Regions from separate parts of the Homo sapiens genome. Here all the other regions are linked to region 1. Evidence: chromatin loops called from intact Hi-C (ENCODE). Cell type or tissue: A673. All regions are shown on one strand. Region 1 overlaps ATXN7L1 (ataxin 7 like 1). Region 2 has its middle 41 kb from the start of SYPL1. Region 3 has its middle 69 kb from the start of SYPL1. Region 4 has its middle 29 kb from the start of CDHR3. Region 5 overlaps ATXN7L1 (ataxin 7 like 1). Region 6 overlaps ATXN7L1 (ataxin 7 like 1). Region 7 has its middle 54 kb from the start of SYPL1.

Region 1 (4,000 bases):
AGCTCACTTCTCCTCCTGGGCTGGGCTCAATCTAAGTATGTTACATCCATGACGGTGATTAATCCTCATACCACCTCTCTGAGAAGCATGATTATACCCATTTTCCACACATGAGAAGATTTACACTCAGTCAGAGCAGGAGCTAGACAAGGCTGGCTGAGCAGTGAACCTTGCTCCCAGCCCGGCTCTGAACCATCACACTCTTCAGTGTGAAGCAGGAGATTTTAGCCTCACGTTTCTGGACATTGGAAGGACTCAAGAGCTTTGGGGTTTGCTCCTTTGGTAGCCAGTGGAGGACAGATCAGTGGTGACAGGTTCTGGCTCTGTGGCCCCCTGCCATGCCACTCTGAAAGGGGGCCCTCCCCTGCCTGTGCCTAGGCCTCCCTGGCCACCACCCAGTTTTTCCATGAGGGTCTACCGCAGAATGCAGGTGTGAAGTCTTTACTCTGTACCTCCCTACACTGCCCAGGGTAGAATGTGCTGGTTCTTCTCAGGACTGTGCCATCTGTAGATAGACCAGGGCCTTAGCCTTCCTTCTTAGCAAACGAAGTGTATCAGTTCATAGGAAACCACTCTGCTGATGACACTCAACATCTGAACACAGGACAGTAAAAAAGGCCCTTGATTTGGGAGGTACGGGGAAGAGAATGGAGACAGGCACGATTCTGTCTTTACATCTTGAGCCATCCCTGCGGAAGGGGGTCCGTGGGGTGGCCGGGGGTGGTAAGGCTTCAAATCCTTTCTTTGAACCATTTTAAAGTTTTCTTGCATGTTGCCTCCTTTCCCCATAAACCCATGTAACACATCACCAACTACTACACAGAAAATGTTAAATATATAATAAATATACTAAATTATATAAAAATATTATTTAGTGGCCTTTTTTTTAGTTTATTCTTACTTTTTTTTTTTTTTTAATCCAGGTACCCAATTTTATCAGCCACGTTTGGAGTAATGGGTTGATGAATGTTGATACAGTCATGGGGTTTCATTTATTCATTATGTCTTCCTTCTTCTGTGGGAGGCAGCGCTGAGATGATAAATGCTGGGCTCAGATCCAGCTTGGGCCACTCACTCCCAAGATTCATACACAAACAGACCAGCTTGATCAGGGCCCAGCAGGGAGGTGAGGCTTAAACCTCCTCGCTGGAGGAGGAGCCAATAAGAAGACTGGCAGCTTGGATAGTGAGTGTGTGTGTGTGTGTGTGTGTGTGTGTGTGTGTGTGTGTGTATGTCAGAGTGACCTATCCCAGGTGGATGCTGGGAGTGGTGGCAGGAAGTGGGGTGTGATCAGAGAGACAGGAAAATGCTCAGAGAAATGTGTGATAGCTCAGATAGGTCTCAAACCACAAGGCCCTGTCTACACATCCAGCACGATTCCTTCTGGAACACAGGGAGTTAAAGATGAAACAACTCTAGAAACTGAAACCAATTATCCATGGCAATTTATTAAATAACTAAGGTTTCTAGGCCTTATTAAAATAAATGTTTAGTGTATTTTCTTATTCTCTGACATTCAGTTCTTTACTTGTCAGCACCTGCTGGCAGCAGCTGGAGTAATCTTACCAATTTTGCCATATGTGCAAATCAATTTGATTTCCGCCCCCCCCAAAGATAGAAATCAGTAAAGTGATTAAGTTACAATTAAGGCATGTCATTGAAAGCCCAGATAACATGAAAAGGCTGAGGAGGAATCAGCTGGAGGTCACCAGTGATTTCCTTCCACCCAGGTTAAATGATTTTCCCCCCTCATTCTCCTGCCTGCTCTACTGCATGTGACACTGTGGATGAATCAACAAGCCTCCTCCTACTTCTGGGAAGTCTCTCCTTTTTCTGGCTTCCATCATGCTTTCCATATGCCAAGTTCTCCTCTTGTCACTCATACTGGCCCCCTAACTGTTAATCTGTCTGTCCATCTATCCAACCATCCACCCATCCAATAGATGTTTAATGACCCAGTGTGTCATGCACTGGGAAAAGTGACAAAGGATATTTATGTATGGTTTTACAGTTAAAAAAATGCTTTTCCATATATTATTTAATTAAATTCCTGCTACAACCATATGAGGGGGCTGTTAGGATCCCCATTATTTTATATATGAGGAAACAGGCTCTGAGAGGATCTGCAATTTATTTAAAACAGCACAGCCAGCAGGTGGCAGGGTCTAGACATGAATTCAGGTTTTCATCCCATTAAGAATTCCTAATGGTACTCTCCTATATACTGGTGAGGTATAATTTCTCAACTAGCCTCACTGTTCCTAATGAAATGTCACGCTCCAGCTATCACGTATTAACTGAGACTATGTTAGGCTCTGAGGGATGCAAAGACTGAGTCCCCATCCTCACAGAGCTTGTGGCTGAGTTGGGAAGGCAGACATTAAACATTTCTGTTCACACAAGAAATACTTGTTTTCAACATATAAGGGAGAGCTCATCTAGTTGTGAAAATTAGGGGAGTCTTCCAGAAGGAAGTAATCATTAAGATGCAGTCTGAAGGATGAGTCAGAGTTAGCTTTGGAAAGCGGGGATGAAAGAAAATCACATGTACAGAGGGAAAAGCATGTATGTGCAAGGGCCTGTGGCAGAAAGACCCAATGTGCTGAAATTTTGAAGGCCAGCTTGACTGGAATATAGACAATGAAAGGGAGCCTGGCACAGGATGTGGCCCAGACCACACAAGACTTTGTAGCCATGATAATGATTTTTACTTTTAGCTTAAGAGCAAAGGGAAGCCACAAGTCAAGAGAATGACATGATGAACTTTGATTTTGATTCTGACTTCTGCGTGCAGAATGAATTGTAGAGGAGCAAGAGTGGAAGCAGGAACAGCTGGAAGGCTTTTGCAGTTGTCCAGGTGGGAATTGATGGCAGCTTAGACCAGCTTTGTGGTGGTGAAAATGAAGAGAAGAACCCCACAGGTACCCCCTGCTCTGCTCAAGCCCATTTCCTTACTAGATCCTGACACCAGAGTGTGCTCACGAATTTGCAGTGAATGGAAGCTTGTCCACACTTCAGGGCTCTGCTGGAGTCTCCTCTTCCAGGAAGCCGTCTCCAGACAATGCCAGTCCTCTGAGATCTTTCAGAAGTTGTACGTCTCTTCTGCGTTTTCCATTCTCACACCTGATGCTTCTCTATGGCTTGGCTGCTCTCTGGTCCACTCCTGGAGATGCCTTCATTTCTCCTGTTGTCTTGCTTTCTCCCTTTGGAAAGTAAATGCTTTGTTGGCATTTGCTGAATGGTATCAACATGGCTCCTTTGGAAATTATATTTGTAAATGATTACTCATGCCAATTGCCATGTTTCCCCCTAAATTAAACACTGGTTGCTTAAATGCGTCTTCATGATCTTGTTCTATCAAAATGTATGTCCCAATTTTTCCATTACTTCCTCTAAACTCTTTTCCATATTTCTCCTAGTAGAAAGCAGTTTCAGGGGGAATGGAATGGCGGTGGGGTGGGGGCAGGAGTGCAAGACCTGAATTCCTATACCTTTTTAATGGGGTATTTGATTAATCCTTTTCATGGGCACCATTATTCATGCCTTGATAGAATCTCATTTTATAGCTCTTAATACATGGACCCAATTTATCCACATCACATTGTATTCTAATACTTGTCATCCAAGTTATTAGCTATCTCCTTCTCAGTGTAAAATCATCAGTAAGTTTGATTAGCTTATTCCCTGGGGATGATAGGGGAGATAAGAACAGACACAGTACAATATGACCCCAAGGGCTCTGCATTCTCAAAAGAAGACTGCTACATGGAATCCATTTATGGAGCCAGGGTGGCCAAAACAAACATCCACCCCATGGGAGGGACTCTGTGCAACCCAGGAGCTGTAGCCATGAAGGGCTGACTGCTGCCATTACTGGCAGGACTGAGCTATCATCCTAAGTGGGATTTTAATAAAAAATAGTGGGGTTCTTCCACCACCTGCTTAACACTCCCTCCCAATGACTTTCCTGAGAATCACAGCCCAGAAGCTTCTCTTTACT
Region 2 (4,000 bases), 390 kb after region 1:
TACAATGCATGGGGCAGGGTAACCTCCTGCCACTTATAGTGGTGGGGGTTGATGTCAGTGACTTAAGAAAATTAGGGAATAAATGTTTCAGTTATTTTCTCCAGTAACAGAAGGAGGGAGGAGTTGAGGCAGGTATGGTGGCTCCAAAAGGTTACTGGTGTCAACCCCTCCTGTGTATGCCTGCCACTCCTGTGGGTGGCTGTCAGCACTGAGCTCACAAGATGACTGCTGGACCATCCCTGCTGTGGCCGTGTCCCTGTTTCAGTCAGGATCGGACAGGGACAGGGGCAGATGCACCTCCCAAAAGGCCTCATCCCCAGGCTCGCCGGCATATTTAGTGACATTAATCTGTGCAAGAGGCTTGGAATGCAGTTTTTTGTTGTTGTTTCTTTTTAAACAAACATACTGTCCAAAGTTCTCTCACTAAGGAAGGAGGAAGAATAGACTTTGAGCAGGCAACAAGTACTGTCACATAGTCCAAAAGCTCTGATTCTCACAGAAAAGTCCATAATCTTTAAGTGCTGCAGAGATTTCAGGATCAAGGTAAATTTGTAAAAAGTTGGGAAACCAAAGGTATTATACAGTCCCATGGGAAGAGTTTGCTCAACAAGACGGTTCTTTTGCTGTAGTTGGTGAGCCAGGTTCTTGCTCCACGTTCACCCTCAGGGCTTGGTGGGGTTGGGGTTAGCCTGCTCTGCAGCTAGGCTGGCACCTGTCAGTACCTGGGTGATTGTTCCAACACAGACGGTACGTAGGAAGCTGGCACAAGAGCTGACGGTTCTTGTTTGTCATCCCCTATATTTCCTTGTGTCCCCACTCAGTTGGGCCTGCCTGCATTCTTTTGACAGTCGCTAAAGTCACAGACATACTTGACCTTGCAGTTTTTAGAGGGGACCTGTCACCTTTCAATAAACAAGAGGGAAGATCTTTGAGCAGTGAGTTCCAGAGACCCTGTTAAAAAGAAAAACCTTAGACAAGTTTAGCAGAGTTTAAGTGAGAAAAAAACAAAAACTCAGAAAACAAAAACACATGACATGTGAATCAGGCAGCCCTCTGATTCAGAACGGGTTCTAAGAACATGGTCAACAATGTGATCAAGTGTTATGGATGCACGGAAAACAGAAGTGAGGTACATATAGGGCTTAACTGGTTCCGGCTCAGCGTTTGCCTTATTTGATCGTTGGCAGCCAGGGATTGAAGGAAGCTCAGTTGCCGTGATGGCGGAGACTCAGCTATTTTTTACAAAAGCATACTCCTAAATTTAGGCTTTCAATTAGATTAGTAAGCCAGGCTGCCTGCAGTTAGTTAAGTAAGGACTTGGGTGCAAAGGCTTCCTCAGGCCAAATTTAGGTTATTTTAACATCCCCAATGGCCAGAGACAGGCTTCTTGGAAGCCAACTGCTTGGAGTAAAACTGTGATGACAATTCCTTTTGAAACATGTACTCCTTGAAATTTGGAAGACATTTTGGGCTAATAGATGTTCTCTGTGCCTGAAAATAAGGATGGCTTCTTCCAAAATGCAGGTGAGTCAGCCCTTCCCTGCAAAGAACTTGCTGACTGCTGCAATTAGGGGCAGTCCACAAAAGAAAAACCATAAGGCTGCATCAAAGCACTGGCTCCTCTCTCAGAGAACAGAGGAGAAGCTGCCCCTCAGAGGAAGGAAGGTGGCTTTCCAGGAGGCAGATGCTGAGTCAGGAGGAAGGTTGCTTCAGGATGTTATGTTAAAACAAAACAAAAAACAGACCAGGTGCCCTGGCTGACGCCTGTAATCCCAGCACTTTGGGAGGTCAACGCGGGCGGATCACTTGAGGTCAGGAGTTGAAGACCAGAGTGGCCAACGTGGTGAAACCCCGTCCCTACTAAAAATACAAAAATTAGCTGGGTGTGGTGGTGCATGCCTGTAATCCCAACTACTCGGGAGGCTGAGGCAGGAGAATCGCTTGAACCCGGGAGGCAGAGGTTGCAGTAAACTGAGATCGTGCCACTGCAATCCAGCGTGGGCGACAGAGAGAGACTCCGTTTCAAAACCAACCAACCAACCAAAAAAACAAGGCTGACCCCCACCCCCAGCAGAGGCTGAACTTAGAACAAGTACAGATCCCATCAGAACTATGATCTCTTTCAGATCAAAGAGGCTCATGGTACATTCTAGCTTTTCTTGTTCTCTGATTCTAGACATTTTCTGCCTTGAAATAGGAGATTTCCTGGGGTGCGCCCGCCCGCCTTGCCTCATCTCTCAAATACATTCCTGGGAGCAAGGAGCCCTGCAGCAGGCAGCTGCCCAGCGCTCAGCCCTCTGCTGCTCTCTGCTGGAATGTCGCTGCCAACACCACTAGTGCTTATCCTCAAAGCTTTGGCCAATTCCTGGTACTTCTTTTTGGCCTGTTAACAGAGAGAAGCTGACAAGCAAATTACAGACCTTTGTGACTTAGAACTGAATGCTAAGTAAAATCAATGCTCCGTTAACACAGAATGAGCAACATGACTGTTAAAAAAGCAATGATAGGGTCGGGCGCAGTGGTTCACGCCTGTAATCCCAGCACTTTGGGAGGCCAAGGCAGGTGGATCACGAGGTCAGAAGATCCAGACCATCCCGGCCAACATGGTGAAATCCCGTCTCTACTAAAAAAAAAAAAAAATTGCCAGGTGTGGTGGCGCGCTCCTGTAGTCCCAGCTACTCTGGAGGCGGAGGCAGGGGAATTGCTTGAACCCAGGAGGGGAGGTTGCAGTGAGCTGAGATGGTGCCACTGCAGCTTGGCGACAGAGCGAGACTCTGTCTCAGAAAAGAAAAAAAAAAAAAAAGGCAATGATAGAGACATCAGTTGCTTTTTAACTTAATTACCAGACAAGAAAGACCGTAAATTTCTTGTACTTAACAAGAAATGCTTCTCAATGGCCATATTGTGCAAAATATTGTGCGCATACTAAAAGGGACACATGAAACAAGTTATGTACTCTCTGCTTGCAGGAGTTTATAATCATATAACTCAGAAGGAGGGGAAGTCATTACAAAATGAGACAGATCCAGATATATCCCATGAGAGAGCACCAGATAGTGATAGGCTCACATTCAGCTAGAGATCAGGGAGGTTGTGGAAAAGCAGCCGATGCAGCCAGGCTGCTGAGGAGGTGCAACATTTTGGGGAGAGGACAAGAGGGATGAGGTCTCAGCAGGAGGGAAGAATGCTGTGTATATGTAAGTGTGTGTGTATAAAGAACTGTGTATCTGTGCCCATATGTTTGGAAAGAGTGTTGTCAGGTTGCCTTGGGTTCCTTAGAGTCTAATTCAAAAAGCTATTGAATACTTCAGGTAGGGTTGGACCAGTAAAGACTGAGCAGTGAGATAATATTTTGAGATAGGAATAACTGCCCCCTTCTGACTGTTTAACAAAACCCTTTTTACTATGAAATAAAACCAGCTATAGAAAACCACACAAAAGACAAGTATAGCTTAATGATTGCAACGTGGACACCCAAACACAGCAGCCTCCCACACCCGTAAGTAACCACCGTTCTGACTTTTATAGCAATTACTTATTTGCATTTCTTTCTAGTTTGTCATCTAAATGTGTAGCCATAGACACTGTAGTTTAATATTGTTCCTCCTTTTGAATATTGTCATGTGTCCTCAAGTTATTTTTAATTTACGTGTTCCCCTCCATCTTTTCCTTTCCCTTTAAATGTATGGGCTTAAGAATCTGGGCCACTTGACCTGTGATCTGGATCTTAGATTGCGTGTACGTGGTCATCTCTCATGTTCCTCTGACCTTTGTGATCCTGCAGATGGGCAGCTGGATCCAGAGGCTGGCTCACCTTCAGGCTTGAGCCCTTGGTAAGATGCTAGGTGGTGAGGCTTCTTTCATCTCGTAATCTCTCTTTTATGTGCATGATGTTAGCAGCCATCGATTCTCAATGTCTACGTGGACTAACTCATTGGCCGTTGCAAAACGGTGATATTCGGAAACAATAATCTCTTTGTTGTTTCATTTGTTAGTTAGA
Region 3 (4,000 bases), 280 kb after region 1:
TCTCTATTTGCCATTTAGCGTCCAGTGAATGGTCCAGGAACACCTCTGGTAAAAGACTACTCTCCCTTCTCTCCACCTTCTCCCGAGCCTTTCAGGGTATGTGTCCTCAATGCCTGCAGAGAGCAGCCACAGGGCATCCTGGGCCAAGATTCCACCCTGTGGCCACCGCAAAAAACCACAGCAGCAATGTGGTAGCTTGAAACCAGGGAATGTGGCGGCACCAAGCCTTCTGGAGGAAGGAGTGAGTGGCTGCTCCACCCACAAGTGGCCTTTTCCCAAAGGGTCCAGGACAGCTATCCTGGCATTTTGCCAAGCAAACTATGGCCACTGACCAAGACAGCACCCAGTTGGGTTCAGAACAGGTCGATCACTGCTGACATATGTAGAGAGGGTTAGAATCCATGGGGGTTCTTGGCATCTCGGAATACACACCCCTGAATTTTGTTTCCTTGACATACCATCTTGCTACATGCTCAGGAGAGTAAAGTTCCCAAATTCTGTCTTTGGTTGAGTGTGTGTATATGTGTCTGTGTAAGTGTCCCTGTAGTCATAAGGAAAATCACTTTGCATTTATGGAATGCCGGCTACATGCCAGATCACGTGAGGTCTTCACATTTATAATTCTACTTAATGTAGAATTTATATGTGTAAATTTAGTTTACATATGAAGAATTGAGGCTCAGAAAGGGTGTGTGACCTGCCAAAGGTCACACAGCTAGTAAGTGGCAGAGGGAGGTAGGATCTGAAAGCAGATCTGACTTTTAAGCCCCTGTGTGCCAGGAGTAGATTCTGACAAGCCTAGTAAGATAGGTGACCCTTGGCCAGGTGCGCTGGCTCAAGCCTGTAATCCCAGCACTTTGGGAGGCTGAGGCAGGCAGATCACTTGAGTCCAGGAGTTTGAGACCAGCCTGGCCAACATGGCGAAACCCCAGCTCTACCAACATACACAAATTGGCTGCACATGGTGGCTCAGGCCTGTAGTCCCAGCTACTAGGGAGTCTGCAGTGGGAGGATTGCTTGAGCCCAGGAGGTCAAGGCTGCATGAAGCCGTCAGCGTGTCATTGCACTCCAGCCTGGGCAACAGAGTAAAACCCTGTGTCAAAAAAAAAAAAAAAAAGGAAACTAAAAAGATAGTTGAGCCTCTTGTTGCTCCCACCCCAACACTGCCTCAATCTTGCGGTTGCTTTGAAAGAAAGGGGCAAGGCTGGGAGCAGAGTCAGAAGGGGAGGATAAGGACAGAATTTGCAAGCTAGTTTATTTAGGAACTGGTGAAATTCAGAAGGGTTGAAGGAGGCCTCTAGGATGGCGACCTTTCCCTAAGCAGCACATCGGTGTTACCGGGCACCGAGAGAGAAAGGTAAAAAGGAGAATGAAGAGGAATAATGGGAGGTGGGGAGATAGAGAGAGGCTGGTGGCCTGAAGACGCTTGCAAGGGGACTCCCCTGCCTGGGGGGCTGGCAGGAGCAAGCACAACCTTCATTCTCTCTAGCAGGGCCAACAAAGGGCAGCTGAATCACAGTATTTCTCAAGAAATAAAAATTCCTAGCACACCCCTGGGGCCTCGGGGAGAAAAACTGACAAGGTGTTGATTGAAAACATACCGCGCTGTGTGCGCCCACAGGGTGAGGCCGCGCTTGCACAGGTTCACAGCGACACCTAGTGGTCTCCTGGGGCACCTGCCGCCTCTGCAGAAATGGCAAGGTTGGTGGGCCACAGGGTGACTGGGTTCCTGGAGGAGATTTGGGGTCCAAATCAGACATTTCCTCTTTTCCCTTGCTGTCAGCACGCATATTTTGCACAACTGTCCACCCTCCAACTGTGTGAAACATGTCGGTATTCTGAGGAGAGTCAGGGGTGGGGCCGGGGGCCATTGGTAAAAGACTGGACTTCCTGGTTGGACACGGTAGCTCACTCCTGTAATCTCAGCAATTTGGGAGGCCGAGGCGGGCGGATCACTTGAGTCCAGGAGTTTGAGACCAGCCTGGCCAACATGGTGAAACCCCGTCTCTACTAAAAATACAAAAATTAGTCGGGCGTGGTGGCACGTGCCTGTAATCCCAGCTACTCGGGAGGCTGAGCCAGGAGAATCGCTTGAACCCAGGAGGTGGAGGTTGCAGTGAACCAAGATCGCGCCACTGCACTCCAGCCTGGGCAACAGAGCGAGACTCTGTCTCAAAAAAAAAAAAAAAGAAAAAAAGAAAGACTGGACTTTCTAATGTTCACCCCAAGACTAACAAGGTATGCATATCCAACTGGCTCTGCACCATCTAGATTTTCTGAAGTGGTCACTATTTCCTCTAATTTTATTCTCTTCATTTATTCAATATAACTAAAAGTATTTAATGGTGAAATCCTCAGATGGCTTTTACACAAATGAATTCTCCAGTCACAGAAATTTCTTTGTTGTCGACCTGCTCAGAAAATAGAACAACTATACTTCTATATTAGGTCAAAGACCTTGATGTCCATAGTGAACCTGATCAATAAATCTGCTTAGAAATGAAAACAATGCATCTCTTTCTGGATAATAGCACTTGAACATTTTTGTTCCCTCCCTGGCCTCCTCTCATGCCATTTAAGCCTTGGCTAATTTCCTTGTCTGAAGGCCCCCTGGAGACAGAGCATATCCAGTGTGAGCACAATGCCTGAGACATCGTTGATACTCAAAAATGATTTCTTACTGAATGGCTTCAGCTCCTGATGGAGCAGCAGATGCCACAGGAGGAAGGTCAGAGAGTTCAGTCCTCCGTGAAGCGCTGCCAGAGGATTCCAGACTCTGAAGGGAAATGATCAGACTAGCAAGACCCTTGCTAGGGTGTCCCTACCTGCAATCCAGCTTCTTGTTAATAGCTGGGGATGACTTGTGGTTAAGTGGTAGCCCAGTGTGGCATTTGCAGAGTTCTGGAACAAGGCTATTAAATGTCTGTGGGCTGGCACTCCTGAGAGGGCTCCATGTGGCCATGCTTTCCAGACCCCCTCAAAAGCCCCACTGGAGCCTTTCCTTGTAAAGAAGCCATGAGCTTCTGTGAACCAATCCTGCTGGGATGAAAACCATTGTCTCCAAGCTAAATTTTATCCAAATTACATTGGCCAAATTGTGTTGCATTAACTGGGTTTCTTTCTGGTTGCAAAGAACAGAGAATCATAGGTTTATTGGGATATAACATGTGAAAATAAAGAGTTGGCTCCATTGCTCAGTCTGTCCAGAACCCAGAAGAAGCAGAAGACCTCACTTCTCAGGGGTGGTGTAGTATAATAGATATTAGTCATATTGGTGCCACCCCAACATCATTTGAAGAAACTTCTTAAATTTGGAAAATACGCCATGTGAGGGGTGCTACCTCACCAGGGTGGAGATCAGAACTCAGTTACTCAGACTCCTCTGCAGCTAGGACACAGGCATGTGACATAGGCTCTGTGGATTGGATGCAGTATGATGAGATTTCAGTCTGGAAGAGTGAAAAGCCAGGGAGAAGCTGCTGCATGGAATTGTTCTTGGTGATGGGGCGGAACATGGTGGAGGGACATGGAACCCCAGAGGCAGCAGAGACAGAGATGATAATAGTAACATGCACCAAAGGCAGTGGGATCAAGCCTGTGACCAGACAGGTGAGGATTTGGGTATTGTTTGTGGCTGCAGAGTGCCAACCCCTATTTCTCCGACCTTGCTGGAGAGTCTGTGAGCCACTAATATGCGTCCATAAGTTCTTTTCTGTTTAAACAAATCAGAGGGGATTTTGTTGTTTGTAGGTAAGAATCCTGATTGATAAAAGCCTAGTGAGGACTCAGGGAGACTGTGATCAGAAAGTCATTTAGCATGCAAGGCATCTGTAAGAGGTTAATGTCAGGAGTTCAAGGATCTTTGCTCCGGAGAGGTTGTGCTCAACTATTTTGTTTGGGGCTGAGGCTGTTGTTACTGCCTGTTTAACATCCCTTAAGCAATAACCATTTTCTACTATTAGGTCCTGTATTCTGGTGGGGCTGACATCATGCCCTAGCT
Region 4 (4,000 bases), 170 kb after region 1:
TTTTATGAAGTACATAGCTTGTCTAGTGAATTCATATCTCCACTTCTCAGATTCCTTGTATACAAGGATAATGTCTGTCTTACCAGGCTGCCAAGATGTACCTGACATGTAGTATGTGTTCAATAATTGTTTCTTTTCCAGCTTAGGTTAAAAATGGGAATTTTCAAGAAACCACAAACCCACAGAGTTTGTTTAGATCCAAACACAGATATGGCATTTGCCAGCCTCATAAACAATAGAGGAGGCTTTCAGGCAAGCCCCAAGAAAGCATGTTCAGAAAGGGGAAGGAACGTGGGGACAGGAACTATTGCTCCCCTTCTCTCTTTGTACTCAGAAAATCCAGGAAATTCTTCCTCAAGAAAGCATGACCCATTTCAGCCTAAAAGCGTGCTTTTCTCTGGACTGTGCTGGCTTGAGAACATATTTCTTTTACCAAAAAATGAGTTCACAGTAAGTGACTCAGAAGCATATGGATGAAATTTCCTTTAAGCCACTCAAGGGATTAGAAATTAAGGGAAAGAGTGCCTGGCAAAATGCATTTGGGGTTTTGCCAAGCCCAAACCAACTGAGAAATAGTTAAGACACAAGGCAGATCTCAAATGCTGCCAAGTTTACCCATCTTAGCAGGACAGGGATTTATAATTAGAGCTGCTCAGAAAAGCACTGCCTTACGGGTGGCAAAGGACAAAAAAGGCTTTGTCCCCAACATCTCCACAGGCTGCGGTTTCCCAGATGGGCCCTTAACAGTGTACACACCCTCTCCATCGCCAGGGTCCTCAAAGCCACCGCCTCTACCAAGCAAGGTTCGACTTCTACACCACGCCCCTGACATTCTCTCCAGGCCTCTTTTGTTTCTGGCCCAGGCTGGATGCATCACACTGTGAATTCCTGGATGAGGAAGAACAAATCTTGCGGAGTGTTCTGGAATTACAGAGGAGAGCCATAATGGGAAAATGTGACAAAGCAATTCCCTTCTCTGACATACACATTTTACCCCTGTCTCTCACCTTTGTCACGTTTCCCCATTTTTTCACCTTCTGTGGGTTTCTTTTTCTGTAAAATGAAGGGATTGGATCTGCTGGTTTCAAACTGTGCTACCTGGAGCCACTTGCGGGCCTGGCGGGGCCCAGTGGAAGTGGATGGGGAGATGGTGAGAAGGGCTCTCTTCAAAAAAAGCAGGAGGGGGCTCCAACATAGCATTTCAAGGAAATCAAGGGATCCAAAGTTAAACAATTTGAAAATCACAAGTCTGGACGAAGTCTCATTGTTCTTTCCAACTGAACACTGCCGGTGTGGTGTGCCTCACTTCTCAGTCTCCATTCACTAACCCAAATATCCCCAAAGATGTGCACCAATTTTTCTGTCTAGCATTCATCAGAGTGCTCCTGTGTGCCAGGCCCTCTGCTAAGCACTGGGCATACAGCAGTGAACAGAAACCCCAGGGGGCTCATAGACCAGTTGGGAAGATTGGCATTAAACAAATGAATATGTAAATCCAAATCAAGAGGTATGAACACCATGAAAGACAAAATCATGGTTGAAAGTTGAGTGGGCCTGGGGTTGGAGAGATACTGCCCTAAGCATCTCCCCTCCCCACCTGGCTTGCCACTTGCCCCTTTATAGAATAACTAATCGTTGTTCAGTCTTTGATAGTTTCCACTGAAAACATCCCTCTTCTACCTGACAGAGGAGGGTCAAGACACCCAGAGCACAAAGGAGCTGATGGGTTTAGTTAGCTGTTACTGCGGAAAGCCAAGAGGATGAGCTTGAGAGAACAGACTGAGGGCTTTAGATGGGTGAATGTGAGAAAGTCTACAGTGCTTGCTGTGCTGAGGAAAAAATCCAGGTGGATCACCTGGAGGTGACCCAAAGTGCCAATGAAGTGCATGTCAATGGCCCTCTTCACATACTTCACTACTGTATCTGGAGCTCTCCTGAACATCTTTCTCCCATTCCTCACTGAGTTTTGCTAGACATGGCAAATGTTAACTCATTACCAACTCTTAATTGTATTGCTGTTTCTTTGCCCCTGTCTAGCTCTTTCTATTTGTACATTTTGTAAAGAGAAAAGGAATTTAAAAAATAAAACCAAAACAATCTCTGGAGACATTTCTGTGGTTTCCGCTATAGGTAAGGGGCAAACTCACCGTTTCTGGCCTGCAGCGTGTCTGGCCTCTTACCTGGGAGGGAGATGGGGGAGCTAAGCAGAGGGAGACTGGCTTGGCTGCTTGAACAGTGAAGACTCCTGTGGGGCACTAGATGGCAACATTTCTCCAAATCTAAACTTGGCAAGGCCCTGTGGACACAAGGTCAACAGTGCACAGTTGCTAATCCCAACACATTTTATGAAACTCAAGCTTGTGTGGAGGAGAAGACTGAAGCTAGATCTGGTGGACGAGAGGTCCTAACAGTCTCTCTCTCAGAGCTCGGCCCATAGTAAGAGGCTAGTGGTGCTATTTCTACCACTACCACCAACACCACTGCTACAACCATGGCCATCGTCACCACCACCACTATCACCACCACCACTACCACAATTGACTCACTCATGTGGGTATTGTTTTCATTGGTGCTGAAAATTAAACCCTCATTCAGACTAATTCTGGGAGGAGAGATCTAGTTAGCGATATACATCCTTTCAATGTTTTTTCAAATATATGCTACAGCTAGATTAACAAACTGCTGCCCAGTATAGAAACTCAGGAGAATTGCTTTAATGAATAGATAAGAATGGTTTGTATCCGCATATCACTGCTTTTGGTAGATAAGTAGTTGCTTCTTATCTACTTAAGCAATATTTGAAAATAGTATTGTTCTATGTGAACTGAAAATCTACTCCGGAGTTGTGTTTGCATTGTCAATTGATTTAGCATGCGCTTTCTGCTTAGTAACCAGCCCCACTCCCAGGCCCTGCCCTTTTAATTAGTCACCTGTCATCATATTGAAGTGTTCCTCTTGAGGCACCAGTGACCCATGGAGAGTCAAAACCTGGCACTTGACACAGAAACAAACATTTGCTGAACTTATGTAATCGGGCTGGTCAGATGAACTGTTTCTTGGTGATCATGAATTGAACTTACGTGAAAGAACAGGAATCAAGGTGGTCAAGAGGGTGGGAATGTCAAGGGGAAGAGGGCCACCAAGCAGAGTTATAGGACCCAAATTTGACTGCTGGCCACTTCTGTAGATGCCTTAAAGCCCCAGTGCTCCATAGCTGCCACTTGACAGAGGTAGATTTTTTTGCATAGTTGCATTCATGTACTCAATCAACAGATAACAATTAACTTCTGACATGTGTCCAGCATGCTTTCAGGCTCTAGGAATACAGCACTGCACAAGGTACCTGCCCTTATAAGGCTTACATGCTGGTGGAGGAAAGAAACAGAAACAAATAAACAAATTAATAAATATAACTTAGGTTTGATAATACAAAAAGTAAAGCAGGATTCAGGCACAGTGACAAGTAATGGTGTGTGTGTGTGTGTGTGTGTGTGTGTGTGTGTGTGTGTGTGTCCTTTGATTAGTTAGATTCATTAGGGAAGGCTGCTTGGAAGAGATGACATTTGAACAGACAGACTCGAATGAGATGAGGGGGTGAGTCACGTAAGAGTCCCTCAGCTAAAACTAAACCACGTATCACCATTATAGTGAACTGACCTAAGTCAACTTGGTCATGATGCACCACTCTTAAGTTCTTTTTAGTTGAAAATCATTGTTGAAAGATTGAGATAAATAATTTCTATGGTTTGAATGTATGTATGTGTGCCTCCAAAATTTGTAAGTTAAAATTTACACTCCAAGGTGATGGTATTAAGAGGTGGGCCTTTGGGGAAGTGATTAAGTCCTGATGGCTCCACCCTTGTGAACTGAATTAATGCCCTTATAAAAGAGGCTTCAGAGAGCTGCTGACCCATCCTCCATCCCTTCCACCATGTGAGCACAGAGGAAGAGGCACCATCTTGGAAACATAGATCAGCCTTCTCCAGGTACTGAATCTGCT
Region 5 (4,000 bases), 68 kb before region 1:
TCCTAATGGTCACATTTACCACCTTGGAAATTTCCGTTTTCACTGTCCGTTCTCATTCATGTGATGCTGGGGGTGGGGTTGGACCCATCTGTGTGGGACTCAAGGTCTTGGATCTAAGCAGACCCGCTCCTCAGAAGGCCTTCCGTGAGGCCTAAATGATGTTTGTCGTCTTCTCCTTCTTTTGCGATTTGTTTAGTTTAAAATATTTAACCCGAGGCACAATGAAGTGTCTCATTTACAAGGTTCTCCCGGACCATTAGACTGGGACTCCACATTCATTATGCTGATGAACGCGCTACTTACTCATGCAAATTCCAAGAGCGGCAGACTCAGAGATGGGAGGTGCTCAAGGTACGATATCAAGGGCTGATTTAATTACACAGCCATTCAGTGGGACAAGCACGGCAATTTTTAGCCAACTGTTCTAGTAAATATTACGGGAAACCCTTTTATAGAGTGCTAATTCCGGCTTAGTGTTTTCGCTAAGCTTTAGTTCTTACTCAAACATGCACACGGGCCCCCAAAGATGCTACCACCAGGCCAGAAAATCACACAGATAAAGCATGAGCCCATATGCCATCTTGCAGTCAATCATCCTTTTAAAAATGTTATAAATGTCTGCATATCACTGTCATTTAGGTGGGGACAAACTAAGGTCCAGTAACTTCCCTGTGTCTGTTCTTCCTCCGTCCCCCTCCCCCGTGACTCTGAGTCCTGCAGACCAGCCCTTGGGCATGTTTTGGGTCACCAAATGCCACTGCTCCCAGGAGTTTGACAAAACAACCGCTGTAAACTCATTTCAGACGTTTGAAACAATACCCAATCACTGCATCCACCCTCGAGGAGCGCCCCAGAGGAAATGGCATCATTACTTTCATTTTACTCCGTTTGTGAACGACTAAAGGAAAACAACACGTCCTAGGACTCTCGGGAACGTTATTAAGTGACCCCTAAGAAATTAATCATCAAGAGCTAAAATAACCCTCTGCTGCACATACACCGCCGTTTCTCTAAGTGGAGAAACAAATTTCACTTTCCACAGTTGGAACAGAAACTCTTATGCATCCCCGTTTCTTCAAAAAAAAGTCTATAAATAACCTAGGATCAGCAAAATTATGCAAAACATCCTGCTAGAAGAAGAAATGTAAACTAAAACCACTTACAGAGAGACTCAGGCTGCCAACTTAATCTGATGCTACGACGACTGTAAACATGTTGTACTTTTGGAACCTGAAGCGATCCACATTAGCACGGATGTCAGTAAAAAAAAAAAAAAGAAAAAAAAAAAGAGAGAGAGAGAGAAAGAAAAAGGAGGGAAAAAAATCGCAACGACTAAACAACAACAAAAGCCCAGCCCCAAACAGAGCAACGTGATACGGTATTCTGCACGGTGCACAGCCCGACGGCTGACCAGCTGCAGTCAATACCAGCTATCCGCGCTTGCACACGCCAACTGTTTTGACTACACGCACTTGTTAAACACGGAGTTTCAGGTCCTACCAGTTGGACACCAGAAGTTCATAGAACTGACCCAGTGCCAAGAACAACAAGCACAGAAAGCGAACCGGCTGCCTCGTGCGGGTGTTTTTGTTAACTGTTTATGCAAGCCCCAAAGCAATTGGGTAACAATTACGAATAAAAAAGAACTTAAATTACAAAAGCAAAAGATTACCACCTTGAAGGAAATGTAGATATTGGCAGCTGAAGGACAGACGTCATGCTACTTTATTGGTGGGGTGGGTGGGTAGTTTTCAGAGAGAACTGGTTGGGGGAGGGGGAGGTGTCACATGACACACTGCGGTTATTAGCAGAAGGAACTGGGTGCTTCCTCGAAGCATCTTTTAGAGATTGACTTAGATTTTGCAAATGTGGAGGCTTTGCTGCACATGTGGGGGTGATGGCAGGAGCACTAGAATTTGTCAGTTGGTAAATCCCATAGGAGAAGAAAGGGACATGCTGGATGAATTTCTTTCTTTCCTTCCTTCCTTCCTTCCTTCCTTCCTTCCTTCCTTCCTTCCTTCCTTCCTTCCTCCCTCCCTCCCTCCCTCCCTTCCTTCCTTCTTTTTTTGAGATGGAGTCTGGCTCTGTCACCCAGGCTGGAGTGCAATGGCGCTATCTTGGCTCACTGCAACCTCTGCCTCCTGGGTTCAAGCAATTCTCCTGCCACAGCCTCCTAAGTAGCTGGGATTACAGGCATGCACCACTACGCCTGGCTAGTTTTTGTATTTTTGGTAGAGATGGAGTTTTGCCATGTTGGCCAGGCTGGTCTCGAACTCCTGACCTCAAGCGATCAACCCGTCTCAGCCTCCCAGAGTGCTGGGATTACAGGTATGAGCCACCGCACCCAGCTCTTTCTTTTTTAGAGACCTTTTGCTCTGCCACCCAGGCTGAAGTGCAGTGGTGCCATCAGAGCTCACTGCATCCTTGAATTCCTGGGCTCAAGCGATCCTCCCGATTCAGCCTCCTAAGGAGCCGCACCACTGCCCTTGGCTAATTTTTAAATCTTTTGTAGACACGGAGTCTTGCCACCAGGCTGGTCTCAAACTCCTGGCCTCAAGCGATCCTCCTGCTTTGGCCTTCCAAAGCACTGGGATTACAAGCATGAGCCGTCATGCCCAGCAGAAACACTTCTTAAATTGCTTATTTTAACAGGCTTTTCCATTTTTCCCAGAGTGCATCAAGCAGTATCTCACTGTAGGACCAAGAGAATTAACCAAATAAAATTTTAGTTACCTGAGGAGTTCAGAAAACAATTCCAAGAGAACCTGGGTGTGGACGTAAGAGTGAGAAATTTTTTTTGTTTTTGTTTTAAATAGAGACAAGGTTTCTCTCTTGCCCAGGCTGGAGTGCAGTGGTGCCATCATAGCTCACTGCAGCCTTGAACTCCTGGGCTCAAGGAATCCTTCTGCCTCAGCCTCCCAAGTAGCTGGGACTATAGGTGTCTGCCACCATGCCTGGCTAATTTTTAAAGTTTTTGTAGAGACAGAATCTCACTATGTTGCCCAAGCTAGTCCTGAACTCCTGGCCTCAGGCAGTCCTCCCGCTTGGGCCTCCAAAGTGCTGGGGTTACAGGCTTGAGCTACTGTGTCTGACCGAGTGAGAAATTTTAAATTGCTGGGTGGACTTAAATCTAATGCCCCATCCATCCATCCATCCATCCATCCATCCATCCATCCATCCATCCATCTAATTTGAAGAATAAAATGTCACCCCCTTCCCACTCCACAGGTTTTGGGGAAAGTAATGAGTAAGTAGAAACAGGCTGTTTGGAAAAGCCACTGTGACTGTGGGCCAGCTTCACCTTTGTTTTGGAGAGCAAAGGTTGCTCTTCTGGTTACGGGGCCACCAGCGCCATGGTGGTGAACAGGAACCCACATAGTGGCTTTCTCTTTCCCCTCAAAGTAACCCACATTTTATTACCAACTATATATAGAAATTGTTTCACTGGGATCTGAAATGGAGCCACCCTGGAGTGAAATGCAGCAGTTGCCTGATACATCACAGGAGAAGAGCAAAGGCAACTTAGCACATCCAAGACCAAGGAAGGAGCAGGGGAGGAAGAAGTCGGGAGCAAGAAGTCTGGGGTGGGGAAAGGAGGAGGGTGGAAGGGATGCAGCAAGAGAGAAGTTTCAGGTCCTGAGGGAGAAGTGAGCCTTTTTTTTTTTTTTTAAGGCAGAGTCTCGCTCTGTTGCCTAGGCTGGAGTGCAGTGGTGCCATCTTGGCTCACTGCAACCTCCGCCTCCCGGGTTCAAGCAATTCTCCTGCCTCAGCCTCCCCAGTATCTGGGTCTACAGGCACATGCCACTGCACCTGGCTAATTTTTATATTTTTAGTAGAGATGGTTTCACCATGTTGGCCAGGCTGGTCTCGATCTCCTGATCTCAGGCAATCCACCTGCCTTGGCCTCCCAAAGTGCTGGGAGTACAGGTGTGAGCCACTGCACCTGGCTGAGAAGTGAGTCTTCAATCAGCCCTGTCCTTGGGGTCAGCAACTGTTAAAG
Region 6 (4,000 bases), 110 kb before region 1:
AAGGTCTGTGCCTTGTCAATATTCTGGCAAATTTATAGAATGTGGAGTGTTGGAAGATAGTTTATAAGGCTTAGATAAGGCTTAGAAATATAGGCTTTCAAATCAGACCAACCTAGACTCAAATCCTGCCTTTTCTGTTGCTGGATGCATTACGGTATCACAGCCTTCTGGCTACCCGGTTTCAGAGCCTCAGTGAGCTTATCAGGACTCTAAGAATGAGAAAGAGGACACCTGGCCTGGCAAGGAGTGAGTGCTGGTTTCAGTCCTGCCTTGGTGGGGTGGTCTCATGCAGTGCAAAGCCCACACAAACATATGTGGCTGCCCTGCCTAACTTATCTCAGGCCTTCCTGGCTCCATGCCTCAGTTTCCTTATCAGTCAAATGAAGATAATAAGAGATATTTGAAGTGATTAAATGAGGTAGTAGATACCAAGTGCTTAGCATAGTGCCAGGCACATAGCAGACTCTCAATAAACTCTAACTAAACCAAAAGGGCACAGAGGATCCCAGCATCTGCTCTCATCCACCGATACTTGAAAGGTATATATGTGGGGTGCAAATCATGGTCACCATCAGAAAACTTCTGCTTCCTTAGTCCCTTCTGGTCCCACCGTGGAAGGAGGGGTGGACAGGGTGGAGGCAGAAGCACCAGCAGAGGGTGGGAGCAGCAGCCTTCCACATTCATGCAGAGTAGAGGACTCCTTCTGGGTGAGGCAGTGAGGAAGAAAAGCAGAACGAGGTGGGGCCAGATTCAATGGCCCTTTTCCAGGACCTGTCAGCCCTACTTCACAAGCCCACCTGCTTCTCCATCTCTAGTATTCTAGGCACTGCTTAAGCCTGGACTAGTGGTTAAAGGTCCCATCTGTATAGGACATTCTGGAAGAGGAGTAAGGAGGAACTCCAGCCTCCTCATGCACAAACATGTTGTCTCCTGCAATCCTGAAGTATGTTAGGCATTGGGGCTCTCTGCTGGTTCTAAGATGCCTCCCAGAGAAATAACTCTATAAGCCCCCCTCTAGGCTGCTCCAATTTTCTGGAAGCAGGAGGCCCCAGCGCATGTCTCCCTGCTGGTCTGTTAGTCTCTCTTGTACTTCTGTTATTCATGGCTTCCCAGGGCATGGAGCTCAGAAGGTGGTCTCCAAACCTGCTGGGAGAATAAGGAGTGCTAAGTGTCCTGACATTCCTGGGGAGTCCTAGTGCCCTAGGACTGTGAACAAGTCAGCAAGTCAGAGAAGAGGAGAAGATAAAAAAGGAAAAATCGAGCCCTCATGCAGTAGGGCATAGGATGCTGCACAGGCTGCCTTTGGGACCAGCTGTGTCTGCAGCAGTGTAGCCTTGGGCAGGGAGTCCAGGAGCGTTTTAAGGATAACCCTAGACCTAATCAACTGCACCTGCTCAGTGCCTTTCCTCTGCAAATGAGAACGAAGAGCCACACAATTCCAATGAATGGCCATTGAAATTCACATCAATAAGGAAATGGTATCAGAGCCTGGGAGGGCAGGAATTGAGAACGTAGAGATTAGGAGGCAATTTGATTCTGCAGGGAGCGCTGGTGCAGGGTGAGGCAGAGCCCCAAGCACCCTGTCCCCAGCACTGGCCCAGAACAGGCTCCGCTCAGGAGCAACAAGCGGGAGCACTCCCCTCGGCAGCCACCAGAGGTCATTGGTTCCTGCTGTTCGAGCTGTAGGCTGCTCTGCAGTGCCTTCCAGCCAGTACAGCCCAGACAGTTACTGTTTCCCAACAGTCCTGGAGGAAACCCTGACCCAAGGGGAGACAGGGCAACTCCTTACAGAACACCCTCCATCCCCCTGCCAGGAAGGCTGGGAGCTGGCACCTTGAGCAGAGACCCTGGGCTCCCATCCTAAGCCTTTGGCCTTCAAGAAGCTTTTTCTGAGCACGCTGAAAGATGAGGAAATGGCAAAGCATCCCAGGCTACTTATCAGTGCTCCAGCTTCTGGCCAGGTACCCTGACACCTGCTGCTCCCAGTTTCCTGCCAGAGGAAAAGCCCTCAGGAGCACCTTCCCTCCCCCAGGCATCACTCACTCACTCTGCTTTTTCCTTTTTTGTATTAGAATCCGGTTCTGGGCAGGCAGCCTTGCACCTGAACCACCTCCATCCAGAAAACAAAGCACATTTTCTTTTTAAACCCTCAAGGGTTTATTCTGAATGGCATTTTTGCCATATTAAAAAAAAAAGTTTATCTTCACACTGACCTACAGCAAACTCAGGATATTCTTTGTTCCAAATTAAATAGACTTTTTCTTTTTTAATCTCTATGTTAGCAATATCAGGCCGGGCATGGTGGCTCATCCCAGCACTTTGGGAGGCTGAGGTGGGTGGATCACTTGAGGTCAGGAGTTGGAGACCAGGCTGTCCAACATCATGAAACCCCGTCTCTACTAAAAATACAAAAATTAGCCAGGCGTGGTGGTGTATGCCGGTAATCCCAGCTACTTGGGAGGCTGAGGCAGGAGAATTGCTTGAACCCAGGGGATGGAGGCTACAGTGAGCCGAGATCGTGTCACAGCACTCCAGCCTAGAAGCCAGGGAGAGACTCTGTCTCAAACAAACAAAAACAACAACAACCAAAAAACTCTATGTTAACAATATCAGCATCCAGTTAGAAACCAGCTCTTCCCTGAAATTCAGTCACTCACAAGTCAGTCTGACCAAAGTCCACCTCTTAAACAGCTGTTAAAAGGTCCAGGCCTCAGCATCGCTTGCAACCTTTCTGGCTTGGCCTCTCTGTGTGTTCTAATCTGTTTGCACTCAGCCACCAACGCAAATCTGACCATGAAAGTCTTTGTGGGCTGCCCAAGGCCCAGAGGTCCAAGTGTAACCTTCACAGCCTGGCCCACCCCACCCCTCCTGCCCCAGCCACCTTCTCCTGTAGCCTCGCTGGACTTCTCACTTCTCCTTGAACACCAGTGCTCCGGCCTGGCTCTGTGCCTTTCTGTGGGCCGGGCTCTCCTGCTGGTGTGCCCTCCCCCATTCTCCAGGTGAACACTCCCCCATCTGTCCAGATCCGGAGGAAACATCCTCTTCTCTCCCAGTGCCTGCTGTTCCTTCCTAGGTGTTTCTGCTGCACTCATCATGTCCTATGGCAAGGTTTTATTTCTACATCTATGTGTCCTGACCAGACTGTGAGCTGCCTGATGATGGGAACCCTGTCCCAGTATACATGTCGCTCTGGAATTATCCCAGCAGCCTATACATTATCTAGCATTTAGGAAGGGCTCGATAAATGTTTGATGAATGAATTAATGTTCTCAGTGGAAGTTAAATCACATAACACAATAAAAACCAAACTGGCACCCCACCAATGCTTGGTAAGAACAAATGCTTTAGGTGGGGATCAGGCTGTGCTGCCTCTCCTCTTCTGAGAAGAGATTGTGCAATGACAAAGGTGAAGTGTCCGCTCATAGCGGCACATGCTGCACACCTACCATGCATGAGCAGTGAGTTATGCACTCACGTGCAATACCGTGTTTAATCTCTATCCCCAATTTCATAGATGTGGAGCCTGAGGCTGAGAAAGGCTTGCCCCAGGTCATTCCACAAAATGAAGGGCAGAGAGAGCTTGACGTCAGGCAACACCGAGGGTGGTGCTCTTTACTGTAGCACTGGAAGCCAGAAGGCCAGGGGTCAAGTCTCAGCTCCTCTGCTGTCCCACTGTGTATGTAATCTCAGCCCATCGCTTCATCTCTTTGGGCTCTGTTTTCTTATCTTCACCACAAAATAGTCTTTAGGCTCAAATAGGATTGGGCTATCAAAACATCTAAAAATCATAATGAGCTATGCAGCTATGAAGGACCATGGTTACTAATCTCTGTGGCTCATCCCTCTTCTTTCCTTCAGGCCATTTTTTTTTTTTGAGACGGAGTCTTGCTCTGTTGCCCAGGTTGGAGTGCAGTGGCACAATCTCAGCTCACTGTAACCTCTGTCTCCCAGGTTCAGGAGATTCTTGTGCCTCAGCCTCCCAAATAGCTGGGATTACAGG
Region 7 (4,000 bases), 410 kb after region 1:
ACAATCTTGCTTCAGGAAAAAAGGGTTAGAATATTTAGGCCCAATTTGGGGCTGAGAATCTTTCACAGCATACAATTACTTACATGTCTTTGATTAGGAGAGTTAATATAGTGTAGTGATTAATAGCACAGACTTTGGATCCAAATTCTTTTAATTTGATCTTGCTTCTGTCACTTCATAGCTATATGGCTTTTCCTTGCCTTTGTTTCCTCAATGGTGAAATGGGAATAAGACGGGATCCCTGTTTTAAAGGCATTCACACTCTAGTTGTGGGAGACGACAAAAAAAAAAAAGTGCTGGGGGTGGTGGCTCACATCTGTACTCCCAGCACTTTGGGAGACTGAGATGGGAGGATTGCTTGAGCCCAGGAGTTTGAGATCAACCTGGGTAACATTACAAAACCCCATCTCTACAAAAAATACAAAAATTAGCCAGGCATAGTGGTGTGTGCCTATAGTCCCAGCTATTTGGGAGGCTGAGGTGGGAGAATAGCTTGAGCCCTGAAGCGAGAGGAGGCTGAGGCTGCAGTGAGCCAAGACTGCATCATTGCATTCCAGCCTGGGCAACAGCAAAACTCCATCTCAAAAAAAAAAAAAAAAAAAAGATGCATAGTATGTATCAGCTAGCAGACACTATTTCCCCATCCTTGAATCTGGCCTTGGCCATGTGATTGGTGTGGCTAATAGCATGGGGCAGAAGTGCTGGTCCTCTAGTCCTGAGTCTGAGTCTCAAGTGCTGGTGTGTTTCCACTTGCTTTCTTGCACTTCTGTTATTGCTATGACTAATTTGCTAATCCCCGGGGAATGGAAAGATAGATGGAGCCGAGCTACATTCAGCCTAGATTATTCAATCCCTAGCTGCTTACAGAAGTATGAATGAGCCCAACAGAGACCAGCAGAACTGCCCAGCCCTGCCTAGACTAGCCACCTCCCCAGCTGACTGGCAGATGAAGGAGAATTAACAAATTCCTGTTATTTTAAGCCATGGAGTTCTGGGTGTTTTTTTACACAGCCATAGCTCACTGACATAAACAGCTGAGATTTATCAAGGTCTACTTTGTGCCCAGGACTCTTCATTTTCACAGCAGTCGTGGGGTAGGTACGGGGCATGCTAACTTAATTAAAATGTAATTAATGGAAATTTGATATAGTGCAATAAAGATATTAATAAAATCGTGCTTTGTGTGCAAAGTTTGAAATGAGGCAAATTTGTATTATACATCTCACCTCCTCCCATCGCTCCCCCACCCCCAACCAAATCTTGTCAAACATCATGGAACATCAAGGTTACATGACTGGTTGTAACCAAGGCTGACTGGCTGAGTGTGTTGTAAATGGTGCCTGCTTGACAGCAGAAATGTTTGATATTCTTTGTCTGGATTAGCTTAAATTACTGCATTTTGTATAATGAGAAGTCTACATTGAATTTGTCATATAAAAAGGACAACTACTTTGGACTATCATTATTAGCTCCAATGAACAGATGAGGGAAGTGAGACGTAGAGAGGTTAAGATCATGTGGTCAGTAAATGGGTACTGCCTTCTAGGATGATGGACAATGCCAGAAGTTAGATAAATGCCAAATGCCTAAAATCATTTTTCCTCATCACAGGACACAGTTCAGCAGTATCTAGTTGCTGCAGGGTATTTGACTTCAGGCTGAGAGGGTCAGTCCAGGTTTACCAGACCATGCGCCCTTTGCTTTCTCTCTTCAGATTCTAGAATTTCTAGTGATTCAGGTGTTGATTTTGCATATTCTCCCTGGTCTTTGATATTTTCAACCTTGTATTTAACACTACTAGTAATGTGATTGTTCTCTGCTCCCTGTGTCCATGACTTTTAAGCATTTCCTACTTTATTAATGTGCTTTGCTAATTTGGATTAAATTTTAAAAAATCATCCATCTCTGTCTTTTCCCTTTTTTTCAGCGGTGTTCTCACCTCTGCCCTCAGGCTCATAGAAACACCAACATGGCACATGTATACATATGTAACAAACCTGTACATTGTGCACACGTACCCTAGAACTTAAAGTATAATTAAAAAAAAAAAAACAAAAACAAAAAAAACAAAGAAAAAAAGAAACTGGGCCTAAATGGGAGTTAGGTCATTCCCATGCCCTTAGTGGGCTTTCTTGGCTCTGGAATAAATTCCTGGCCCTTTATTGCCCTCTAGTGGCCTCCTGAATTACTGCTTCATGTATGTGACGTGTTTAATCCACTGTTTTGACCATTTTGAAAGGATATAGTTCATAACAGCATTTCATCTCTCACTGGATCCAGTCTCCTTCATGATACTAAGTTATGTGTTTGAGGAAAGCTTAGACATTTAAAGATTTGAGGCAAATTGATAAAAGTTATTTCAGAGAATCCCAGGAAAGTTCTGCTCTAACATTTTGACCTCCAGTTGAGCCCCGTGCTAACAGATACTTTTCCTCTCAGCGTTAATGAGAAGCCAGTGAATAAGTCAGTCAACAAACATTTACTGAGCACCTGTCAAGTACCACACACTCTTTTAGATGCTGGGACCTAGGCGGAAGAAAGTGTGTCAAGCTCTTGCGTTGCTTTTCAAAAACTATTCTGCTATTATCATTTTAAAAAGCTAACAACCAGCCCACTCACTTTACATGACTTACCTGAAGAGGAAAAGTTCATGTTGCTTTCTCTAACCCCCAGTGAATCTACATCACTTTTTATAGTCCTGGCTTGGTTAGTTGTAATACGATCAGATAAGTCACCAATAATGGGTTAAATTATGGTAACCAAATTTTTCATAACAAATGTACAATGAGCAAATTCAATTTTCTACAGCAAATAGTAAAACAAGTGTCATAGTCTCTGGGTTAAGGTTATGTAACAGTAAACCATGGCAGCTAAAATAGAATTTCGCAAGAATTCTTGTGGCAAATGAAGCACCCAGTTTTATGATCTGGCTTGAAAGGGCTTTTACTCCAACTTGGCTAAAATTCATCTTTTTGGTTTCTTTGAGACTAGCTGGGCTTGCTATTCTCAAAGCATTTGTGGTGATAGTATTTTTATTTTTTTAAAGTTTCTTAATGACCATTTTTGGAACATGTAGCTTCTGATTTCAAGTATAATCTTAAGGCTGAAAAAAGTCCTGCAGTTTATAGCTTTCTATTTTTACATGTAATGCTGATGGCCAAAGCTGCTGCTGTTTAGGAGCTTGCCTTCTTGTAGGGGAGAGAGCCTGTGATCGGGTAAGTAAGTAAGCCCAGAGGAGCAATGCCTGGGTTAAAAGTCAGACTGGGCTAAATGTCATAGTTCTCTCTGGCTCTATCCCTAGATATTTGGGCTTCCAAGGAGAATATTCAAAACACGACTTAATTTAACACCTGCTGTGGTACTGCACCAGCTATTAAATCTTCACAGGGTCTATTGTCCCTGACTGGCTTCACCTGGCCCTGGGCCCTGGTGGGATTGGAAATGTCCTCCTGACCGGTGTTAGTCGGGGGGTCACTTCCTCATGCTATGCTGAAGGCATGCGACCTCCCCTCCAGGAGTCAGTGCTTAGCACAAGTCTCCTTCTAAAAGGTCAGTGCCTTTTGAGGAGTTTCCCTCTGTCTGTGTGGAAGAGGGTGTAGGGGGAGTTTTTGGAGATACCGAACAGCTACTTTAGGTAGTCTCCCTCTCTCAGGCCCCTCCCATGAAGAGCTCCATGCAGTGAAGCCAGTCCAGGTTTTGTGGTTGATATGTTTTGGCTCTATGTCCCCACCCAAATCTCATGTTCAATTGTAATTCTCAGTGTTAGAGGTGGGGCCGGGTGGGAGGTGATGGGATCATGGGGGTGTTTCTTATGAATGGTTTAGCACCATCCTCTTGGTACTGTCGTAATGATAGTGAGTTCTTGTAGTATCTGGTTGTTTAAAGGTATGTGGCACCTCCTGCCTTGCTCTCTCTTGCTCCTGCTTCTGTCATGAGAAATGCCAGCCCCCCCTTCACCTTCTGCCATGATCAGAAGCTTCCTGAGGCCTCCCCAGAAGCA

What was found. Hi-C counts contacts between places; a loop is a spot of excess contacts. Peaks named below come from ENCODE experiments on the same cell type or tissue, not always from the same donor. Only the 100,000 strongest peaks of a DNase experiment are listed, where the experiment ranks them.
Region 2: it touches region 1 in a loop (6-fold over the local background); 47 of 110 quality-filtered maps call a loop at or near these places.
Region 3: it touches region 1 in a loop (10-fold over the local background); 103 of 110 quality-filtered maps call a loop at or near these places.
Region 4: it touches region 1 in a loop (2.6-fold over the local background); 10 of 110 quality-filtered maps call a loop at or near these places.
Region 5: it touches region 1 in a loop (11-fold over the local background); 6 of 110 quality-filtered maps call a loop at or near these places.
Region 6: it touches region 1 in a loop (4-fold over the local background); 68 of 110 quality-filtered maps call a loop at or near these places.
Region 7: it touches region 1 in a loop (4-fold over the local background); 44 of 110 quality-filtered maps call a loop at or near these places.

What each region holds. Positions count from the first base shown.
Region 1 is chr7:105,758,261-105,762,260 of GRCh38, forward strand. The region is part of intron 3 of ATXN7L1 (ataxin 7 like 1); the gene reads right to left. Among named protein-coding and RNA genes, the nearest start is that of ATXN7L1, 120 kb to the right of the region's middle. In A673, CTCF peaks have their summits at 2,130 (motif pointing right) and 2,907; DNase peaks (open chromatin) are centred at 1,111, 1,541 and 2,171; H3K27ac peaks cover 3,123 bases.
Region 2 is chr7:106,151,731-106,155,730 of GRCh38, forward strand. No RefSeq gene overlaps it. Among named protein-coding and RNA genes, the nearest start is that of SYPL1, 41 kb to the left of the region's middle. RefSeq lists a silencer at 3,502-3,551. In A673, a CTCF peak has its summit at 2,317 (motif pointing left); a DNase peak (open chromatin) is centred at 2,281.
Region 3 is chr7:106,041,325-106,045,324 of GRCh38, forward strand. No RefSeq gene overlaps it. Among named protein-coding and RNA genes, the nearest start is that of SYPL1, 69 kb to the right of the region's middle. RefSeq lists an enhancer at 1,306-1,806. In A673, CTCF peaks have their summits at 204 and 1,676 (motif pointing left); a DNase peak (open chromatin) is centred at 1,597; H3K27ac peaks cover 967 bases.
Region 4 is chr7:105,932,508-105,936,507 of GRCh38, forward strand. No RefSeq gene overlaps it. Among named protein-coding and RNA genes, the nearest start is that of CDHR3, 29 kb to the right of the region's middle. In A673, a CTCF peak has its summit at 2,254 (motif pointing right); DNase peaks (open chromatin) are centred at 594 and 2,274; H3K27ac peaks cover 1,433 bases.
Region 5 is chr7:105,690,397-105,694,396 of GRCh38, forward strand. The region is part of intron 3 of ATXN7L1 (ataxin 7 like 1); the gene reads right to left. Among named protein-coding and RNA genes, the nearest start is that of EFCAB10, 110 kb to the left of the region's middle. RefSeq lists enhancers at 1-205, 206-881, 882-1,557. In A673, no CTCF peak of the experiment used is centred here; DNase peaks (open chromatin) are centred at 365, 815 and 1,805; H3K4me3 peaks cover 1,807 bases; H3K27ac peaks cover 3,633 bases.
Region 6 is chr7:105,650,885-105,654,884 of GRCh38, forward strand. All of the region lies in intron 4 of ATXN7L1 (ataxin 7 like 1), which reads right to left. Among named protein-coding and RNA genes, the nearest start is that of EFCAB10, 71 kb to the left of the region's middle. RefSeq lists an enhancer at 1,796-2,519. In A673, a CTCF peak has its summit at 1,649 (motif pointing right); a DNase peak (open chromatin) is centred at 1,657; H3K27ac peaks cover 2,378 bases.
Region 7 is chr7:106,164,734-106,168,733 of GRCh38, forward strand. No RefSeq gene overlaps it. Among named protein-coding and RNA genes, the nearest start is that of SYPL1, 54 kb to the left of the region's middle. In A673, a CTCF peak has its summit at 2,177 (motif pointing left); DNase peaks (open chromatin) are centred at 798 and 2,158.